Linked DNA regions of Homo sapiens: region 2 is linked to region 1. Evidence: read pairs that join two places in POLR2A ChIA-PET (ENCODE). Cell type or tissue: Panc1. All regions are shown on one strand. Links, peaks and the distances in the headings refer to the core of each region. The heading gives the core; the rest is flanking DNA.

Region 1 (4,391 bases), core at 282-4,281:
ATCCGAGGACACCGGCTGAGCTGGCCTTTAGCTCAGGATGGAGAGCAGGGAGGGGCATGAGGCTGCCCCACCAGGGCCCCTAGAAACTCTCCCGCAGCACTATCGGTGCCCCTTTGACTGGAGCTGCTCTGTCTCAGGGGGGCTCATAACCTGAACTATCCCTTGAGACAGGGACCCTGGGAGAGAAGGAAGCTGCACCTTGTTGGACCAGAGACAGCCCTGGGACACTCTCCTGGCAGGTGCCTGCCAGGCCTTACAGCGAACTATACTAGCCACTCCTGGGTCCCCAGGACCCAATCGCAGCTCTGGTGAGCTCGGCCCTAGCCCTGCGGCCTGACATCTGCCCTGCCATCCTCTCAGGGACAGTGTCCCCTGCTCCATACTCGGATTCCTCACTGTTTCCCAAGCCCAGTTGCTCCGTGTCAGCTCCATCTTCTTTGACCTTCTCTCTTCTGCAGCCTCTGGTCCCGTGGCCCCCTCCCGTGCCTCTCACTTTCATAGTCACAGAGTCACAGAGTCATTTTTAGCCGGCTGCTGAGTTCTCCTGGGCCATGAGCCATTTCTTTAACTTCAATCTAGATTCTGTTTTTGCACTTTTTTTTTTTTTTGAGATGGAGTCTCCCTCTGTCACCCAGGCTGGAGTGCACTGTCGTGATCTCAGCTCACTGCAACCTCCGCCTCCTGGGTTCAAGTGATGCTCCTGCCTCAGTCTCTCGAGTAGCTGGGACTGCAGGCACGCACCATCACGCCCTACTAATTTTTGTATTTTTAGTTGAGATGGGGTTTCGTCATGTTGGCCAGGCTGGTCTCGAACTCCTGACCTCAGGAGTTCCGTCAGTCTCGGCCTGCCAAAGTGTTGGTATTACAGGCGTGAGCCACCGTGCCCGGCCAAAAAATGTTTTTTATTAAAGTAAGAATTTTAGAGGGATCCATTTCCAAGGTTTTCTATATTTTAATGGCCACTGCTTGGCCTTTGCTTTTTTTTTTTTGGCACCAGGCACCTTAGTGGAAATAGGGCAGGACAGGCTCAGGAGTCCTGGGTCTCAGGCCGGCTCTCCCACTTGCTGGCTGAGTCCCTCCCCTTCCCCAGGCCTCATTTCCACATCCGTGAGATGAGCAGGTTAGCCTAGATCACAAATCCCCCGCAATAATATGAAAAAATGAGAAACATGTACTCATCATATGTATATATTCATTTATAAACTGTATACATTTACTACTATACTAATCTGATATAATATCAAAATAAAAAAATTTAAGGACAAGCTAAAAACTACATAAAATATTTAACAAACAATTTTCCCTTTAATGGATATAGTAAGATTTCTTCCTTACACTATGCTATTGTTTACATATAGCTAATAATATTGTAAGGGAAAGCAATGTGGTTGGATATGCTTCATTATTCTTTGAAATCTTGCTTTAAGATTGAGCTAGAGCCATTCAGAGGTGTGGTTCTAGTTCAGTTTTTTTTTTTTTTTAATAGCTGTCGTAACTGATCCAAAGAGAGGAAATGTGTCATGGGCTATATGTCTTAAATCACGGCACTCATTTTCAACCCCATTCACCAATTAAAAGCTTTCAATTGAAATTAAGCTAGTAATTGTCTGTCTTCCCTTACATCAGTCAGTGGCTCTTACACTAAGTGGAAAGTATTATATTTTTATATTTTTAACAAATGGATTCAAAATCCACTGACATTCTTTATTTGGACAATATCCAAACAGGTCAGAAGAGTCTGTTTCTATATTTCCAGGTATGTAATATAAGCATTTCTATAGGTGATACACGTTTTTAACCACAAAAAATCCCATTTTAAAAATATTCTCTTCAAAGCATGAGTTTCTTTAGAAAAGCAATAACGCTAAAATGAGTCACCTTTACCTTGAAAAGTCAAATGAAATTGAGTTCATTTTTTGGTGGATATTTGCTAGGTAGCACACTGCCAATAGCTACTTGTCATCATGGAAAGGTCAGCAAATTTGGAACACTTGTCTTTTTGTGCCAGGAAAACATATAACTCATCTTTAAGTTTGATAGCTCTTTTAAGAACTCTTCCAAGAGCTAAGCAGTAAACCTCCATGTGGTTCAGAAGATTTTCATACTTACTTTCCTTCTAATTACAAATCACTGTATAAGCTTTACTTTTTTTTTTTTTTTTAGATGCAGTTTTGCTCTTTTTGCCCAGGCTGGAGGGCAATGGCGCAATCTCGGCTCACTGCAGCCCCTGCCTCCCAGGTTCAAGCGATTCTCCTGCCTCAGCCTCCCGAGTAGCTGGGATTACAGGCATGCGCGACCACGCCCGGCTAATTTTTTTTGTATTGTTAGTAGAGACGGGGTTTCACCATTTTGGCCAGGCTGGTCTTGAACTCCTGACCTCAGGTGATCCACCTGCCTCGGCCACCCAAAGTGCTGGGATTACAAGCTTGAGCCACCGTGCCTGGCCAAGTTTTACTATATTTTAACTCTTTTTTAAAAAAGAACCATTTCAATGCCTTCTGCTGTACTTTAGTTATTTCTGGGCTTACCTTCCTGACTGCAGTACCCGGCAGGAAATCCTGCAGGGAAGTCATTTGGCATGTGTTACCATCCTGCATCCTCACCCCAGAATTCTTTTCCATCCTGGAGCAGCCACCCCCCTCGATGAGTACCTTCACTTTTCCCCAGCAATGGTGTTTTTATTAAAGACATTCATTTACTATTCAGTCCATGTCTCTGTTTCCTTTCGTGGCTTGCAGAAATGTGGTTTTTCACATACAGAATCTAGGAAAACCACATTAGAAAATCTATACCTTTATTTAACTATTTAGCAAAGCTTTCACAGTGTGAAATTTGTTCAAATACTTATTTCTGTATATCTTAGGCAATATTTTCTCTGCATCTTCCAACGTGCTCACATGTTGTGTCATAGGTACTATTCGTGCTACCAGCAGCTACCACATCAACTGTCCTGTTTTCAGTCTCTATAAGACATGGTTTGTGTGTGTGTGTGTGTGTGTGTGTGTGTGTGCGCGCAGATAAGTCATGTGACATGGATCTAAGGAGTGTATTGGTGTCCTGGCAACCACCTCCCTCCCATCACTACTAGCAAAGACAAGGGGAGGTCCCCAGGGAAAAGAAGCTTGGTATCTCATTCCCTGGCTGGCTATGCGCTTGGGCAGTGAGCCTGTTGGCTTGCCTTGCACCCGCCTGAGCACAGGACAAGAAAATTGATGCAGGACTTCTTGTTATTTCTGCCTGGATGCTCATGATTTCTACCTCATAGAGAAGGACTCGTATTTAGAGTAGGAGAGGTTTCAGCTCTGACAATCTCTTGTTCATTTGCATTTGCATTATAACCATTATCTTCAATTGTGGCATCCTTGCAGGAATCTTGTGAAGTCACATATCCAACTGCAAGATTCATCCCCGGCACCCCATCATGCCCAGGGTCCTGGCTCAGTGAGCCACCATCTACTCCGATATTTACATTGTGGCTGTTGTCTTCATCTCAAACCCAGGACACAGTGTTTGTAATAGATGAGAGAGACCCAGGGAGACACAGCCCCGACCCTGATAGACCTCCTCCCTGCTCCTCCTGTCGCCCACAGGTCAACCCTTTCAGAGACCGTATCTGCAGAGTGTTCTCCCACAAAGGCATGTTCTCCTTTGAGGATGTGCTGGGCATGGCATCTGTGTTCAGCGAGCAGGCCTGCCCAAGCCTGAAGATTGAGTATGCCTTTCGCATCTATGGTAGGTGCTGTGGGGGACTGAGGGGTGAGGGGTGGAAAGGCCATAGAGAACATACCGTATCTGGACTCCATCATCAGTTCATTGATGGATGGCATTAACTGGGGTGTGCTTGGGTATCTGTGGGTCTGTGTCATATTTTGCATGTACCATGGAATAAAAAAAAAAGATTGAGAATGACAGCATCAATGGACAGACTCCCCTCGGTGTCATCAGAGGGCAATGGGGTCATTGGCGTTGATATTTGCTGGTAGTGTGTGGTGTGTGGGCAGGCGAGAGAGAGAGAGAATCACATATGCATGTAAAGGATTTATGCTTATTTGGCAGAAGGAGCGTTGGATGGGAAGTTAAGAAAATTTGAACAATCTTGGACAAATCGTTTCACCTTTCTGGGGCTCAGTTTTCTCATCTGTAAAATGAGGGGATAGGGAGAGATAATCTCTGAGGCACTTTGACATTTTTTGGTCTCTGTCTCTGTCTCGGGTAGTCACAAGACTCTGCTGAAGTTCTGCTCTTCACCAGGCAAATGTCTGCTTAGCACAGCTGGGATGCAAGGGAATTCTCAAAAGGAATCAAAAGGAAAGAAAGAAGTCTTAAGATGCTTTCAAACAAACCAGGTGCAAGTCTTCAGTGCATCCTGATAACTTTTTGGCCCCAAAGGA
Region 2 (4,391 bases), core at 182-4,181, 120 kb before region 1:
ACCCAGGATACTTGGTTCTAAAACCAATGCTCTGTCCACTGCCCTCCAGCTCAGGTATGACCAGGGCCTCTTCATTCAATCATGGCCCAGCAGCTCCTACTTGGGAGCAACTCAGCTAAGAGGTGGCCTGGGACCCTGGCTGGAGGCACAGAATCCACCTAAGGAAGCCAGGTGGCTGGACATAAAAATTAATTGTTAGTGTAAATATTTTAGGGCAGCAGGAAAACCAAGAGATCAGAGGCAAACCCTGGGCCACCTCAGTTCCTCTGTTTTCCTCCCAGAATCACCAAGGAGGTCAGAAACTGGCTGAAGCTGTCTTCCAGGGAGATGCGGGGTGGGGATGGTGGTGTGGGAGTGGGATTGGGTCTGGTCCTCCCTTTTACTGGTCTTTCTCTCCCTGTGGCTTATTTCCTTCTATTCAAAGCACAACTAGCCACTCTGAGCCCTTGGTCATGGCCTTGGCTGGACTGGGCTTGGCTGCTTGTTTCCCACTGGCCTCCTATGCCTGCTAGTCTGCTTGCTTGACCTCCTACCCTTGGCCTAGCTGGCCACAAGGCCAGGATGCTGGCCACAGCCTTGGGCAGAGGAAAGAGCATGGGGCTAGGAGGCAGGAGATCTGGGGTCTGACCTGACCCTGATCAAAGACAGCTTTGTGTCTTGGCAAGTTCCTTCTGGGCCTCAGGTTTCCTCATCTGTGACATGGAAGATAGGGCAAGAGATGAGGTTCCCAGCTTTTCCCACTGCCTTTTATTATTTTCTCTGTTCACTCACCCATTCACAGAGGCAAAATTTTGGAAGATTTTATTTATGAAGTTCGATGTGGTGATCAGTGCAGTGTGGATACTCTTTAGAGCAGGCACTGAATAAATCATTGTTAGAACCATAATTAATTTCTTTCCCCATCAAAATTAATTAAGCACACATCTGCCAGTCAGAAAGTCTGATTAGCCTGAGATAATTGACTCTTTGAGATGGAGTTAAGTTATTGTTGTATGTTTGAAATACTGAACACAGGGAGAGGATCTCTGCAGTTTAGTGGAGTAGAGAAGATCACAGGCTCTGAAGCCAAACAACTTTATCTTTGGCCACACTGCTTAATCCACTGTGCCTCAGTTTTCTCGTCTGTAAAATGGGAATAATGAAGTACTCACTTCATAGACTTGGTGTGGGGACTTGATTGAGTTCATAGACTTAACATGCTTAGGACATTGAGATCAATAAATATGAATTATTAATATGAATATTTTGGGGAGCACCAAGATTTGATGATCTTTAAAGTTCCTTTCAGTGCCAACATTCTATGATCAGTGTTTACTCAAGTTATTTTTCTGAAATACCAGTTCCATGGAATGTTAACAACTGTTGGATGAGAAAAGAGTTGCTTGGCTCAATTAAATTGGGGAAATGCTGAATTTAACAGGATTCACCATCATTTGATTTGAGCCTAGGCTTTCTCAGGGCTATGTATGTGTTCATGTGCAAGGTCGATCAAGGCCAGGAAAAGGTGCCTGTCTTCCCACTTCCTTGACCGTGGAGCACTTTTCTCATAGTGCACATTACCGAGCAAGTGTTTCTGGGAGCACAGTTTGGGAAACGCTCCTGTGCAGTATCAAGAACCTCTGAGGTCCTTCCCCCAGGTCTCTGACGATATGATTCTTTGATCTCCTTCTCTGGGTGGCCCAGCCCTTCTGTAGATTAGAAACCACAGCCCTTGGCAATGCCAGCTGTGCCTGTCTCCAGGCTGACCTAGTTATCTAATGTAAATAGGCAATGGCTGGGCTAATGTTTGTCCTGAGGGAAGGTGGATGAGGGACCTGTGGCCTGAGGTGCCCAAAGGCCGTGAACTCTGGGCTGATGCCGAAGTGACCTCAGTGTGGCTTGGGCCTGGTGTGGCAGCCAGAGAGGAGTGCGGGCTTGGGGGAGACAGAGGCAGCTCTGGGGGCTGCAAGACACAGGGAGGGCCCTCAGAGGAAGGCTGGGCTCCCCTGCTGGATGGCAGAGGGCAGCTGGGCTCAGAGGGCACCCAGGGGAGGGCCCACGAGGAACCAGCTCAGGCGCCTGAGGCACAGACATGGAGCCGCCCCTCAGTTGTGGGGATGGCAGCAGTGTGGAACCAGGAAGTGGGACTGCAGGCTCTGAGGGAGCCTAATTGGCATGTTAAAGGAGATGAGGCGGAAGGAGCCTAGCTTCTGTGCCCAGGTCTTGGGGGAGGAGAGGAGGGAGGGGCTGCAGCTTGGTGGAGACGGGAGGAGGGCGCAGGTGCTCTCCCTCCTCCTGTGAGATGCAGCTCAGACACTGCCTTTCCCGAGAACCTTCTGGGAACCTTCTCTGGGCACTGAAGAGGCCTCTCCTCCCTCTGCCCCTCTCAGGCCCCCACCCTGTATTTGGGCACTCATGTCCACAGAGGAGTCCTGCAGGGCTGGCTTGTCCCCTCAGTGTCCAGCACAGGCCTGGGGTGGGAGGGCTGCAGAACCCAGAGGCTCCAGTTCTGAAGGACTCTGAGGTCTGGGATGGTGATGAGAAACCACCCCTTAGACATCCAGGATGGGGACGGGAGGTGGCCCTTGGCAGGAGGGCCTCGGGTGACTCATAGCTCCTGCCTTCACTGTGGCCTCTGGCCCCTTCAAAATGAGGTCAGCTTCAAGGTTCAGAAGGAATCCCCCCTGCACTGGGCCTGGGCAAGCCCCTAGCTAGGCCTGGGAACCACCGGGTCTCATGGAGCTGGGGTAGGGGTGGGACCAATGTACAGAATGGGATCTGGAGTTTGTCCCTCTTCAGGCCAGAGCTCCTGGGAAGGACAGCTCTGAAGCACAGCACCTATCCGCTTCTTCTGCCCTGCCCCTTCCCGAGGCCTCTCTTCCCATTGTCCCATCTCCTCTCCCAGCTCTTCCCCCCACTACCCCCAGCAGCTTCTCTCCCTGCCCCATGCTTCCTCCTGGACTCCCCACTCTTGGGCCCACTGCTGTCTCCTCTCTTGCCTTGAGCTGCCTCCCATCCACAGGTGGCCCTAGTACTGATCTTGGGGCCTCTGATGTAGGACAAACCCCCAAAGCCCCCATCCCCCACCCTCCTCAGGCCCATGTGTGATGCAGGGAGCTCAGAGGGAGGGTGCTGGTGTCATGGAAAATCCCTGCGGCAGCCAAGGTCAGTGTTTGCAGACACAGCCTGGCCTAGAGCCAGGCCTGCCTCCCTGGCCAGCTCCTTCTGGCCCATCCCAGAGGCCGGCTTTGTGCAGAGGCCCTCAGAGGCACCCCAGGGCTGCTCTGGGTGCCTGGGGATAGGGACCTTAGGAGCGATCAGTCCTGGTGTGACAACGTAGTTCAACCCACTCGTTTTTTGTTTTGTTTTGTTTTGTTTCTTTGAGACGGAATCTCGCTGTGTTGCCCAGGCTAGAGTGCAGTGGCATGACCTCAGCTCACTGCAACCTCCACCTCCTGGGTTCAAGTGATTCTTCTGCCTCAGCCTCCCGAGTAGCTGTGACTACAGGTGTGAACCACCACATCCGGCTAATTTTTAGTAGAGACGGGGTTGCACCACATTGGCCAGGCTGGTCTCAAACTCCTGATCTCAAGTGATCCACCTGCCTCGGCCTCCCAAAGTGCTGGGATTACAGGCATGAGCCACGGTGCCCTTCCCCCCACTCATTTTATAGATGGGTAAACTGAGGCTGAGAGAGGAGCAGGGACTAGCCCAAGGTCACAGCAACTCAGTGACACAGCTAGGACTGGAATCCAGGGCCCTCATGTCATCTTTTACTGCCCTATGCTGCAGAAGGGAGCATCTTGAAGTCTGTTCTGATAGGCCAAGGAGTAACAAGGGCTGGTGAAACACTTCTGTTACACAAGGGCTAGCTTGAGGTTGTGCTGGACTTGAGTTGGTGATGTAGCCAGGAGAAATAGACCTAGATGATCTATTGATGAGGTCCCTGACCTCAAAACACTTTCCATCTGGGATTGAATCAAATGAAACCTCTCAGTGGAAGCACTTTGAAAACTTCAGTGCCCTGTATAAAGCAGAGGTTATTATTACACAAATTATTAAAATGCATGGCAAAGGTGGGAAATGTTTTAGGAGGGATTTAAGACAGAAGCCGAAGGAGGGCTGGACATAGAGAACTTTGGTTGGGTTATCAGGGAGGGCTTCATGGAGGAGGTGACATTTGCTCTGAGCTCTGAAGGGTGGATAGGAAATGCAGGGTTCTGATGAGGGGAGCTACTGAGGCAAGGATACAATGTTAGGATGACACATGATGTGTTAAGGTCAGAGAAAATAGACCTGCGTGGGACTGGTGGGTGTGCTCACAAATGGGGTTGGTGTGGGGGCCAGCGGACTCTCTCAGAAAGGCAGCTGCATGATACGAATCAAGAAGCTTAGAAATGTGTCTACCCAGT

What was found. ChIA-PET counts read pairs that join two places held together with the same protein. Peaks named below come from ENCODE experiments on the same cell type or tissue, not always from the same donor. Only the 100,000 strongest peaks of a DNase experiment are listed, where the experiment ranks them.
Region 2: POLR2A ChIA-PET joins it to region 1 with 5 read pairs; 3 of 35 experiments call an interaction of 5 or more read pairs at or near these places.

Annotation. Positions count from the first base shown.
Region 1 is chr2:26,594,517-26,598,907 of GRCh38, reverse strand. It overlaps CIB4 (calcium and integrin binding family member 4), which reads left to right. Exons shown (of 7, transcript NM_001029881.3): 4 at 3,591-3,732. Among named protein-coding and RNA genes, the nearest start is that of CIMIP2C, 34 kb to the right of the region's middle. RefSeq lists an enhancer at 240-740. In Panc1, for the core only: no CTCF peak of the experiment used is centred there; no DNase peak of the experiment used is centred there; H3K27me3 peaks cover 578 bases.
Region 2 is chr2:26,719,225-26,723,615 of GRCh38, reverse strand. All of the region lies in intron 1 of KCNK3 (potassium two pore domain channel subfamily K member 3), which reads right to left. Among named protein-coding and RNA genes, the nearest start is that of KCNK3, 29 kb to the right of the region's middle. RefSeq lists an enhancer at 1-4. In Panc1, for the core only: no CTCF peak of the experiment used is centred there; no DNase peak of the experiment used is centred there; H3K27ac peaks cover 4,000 bases.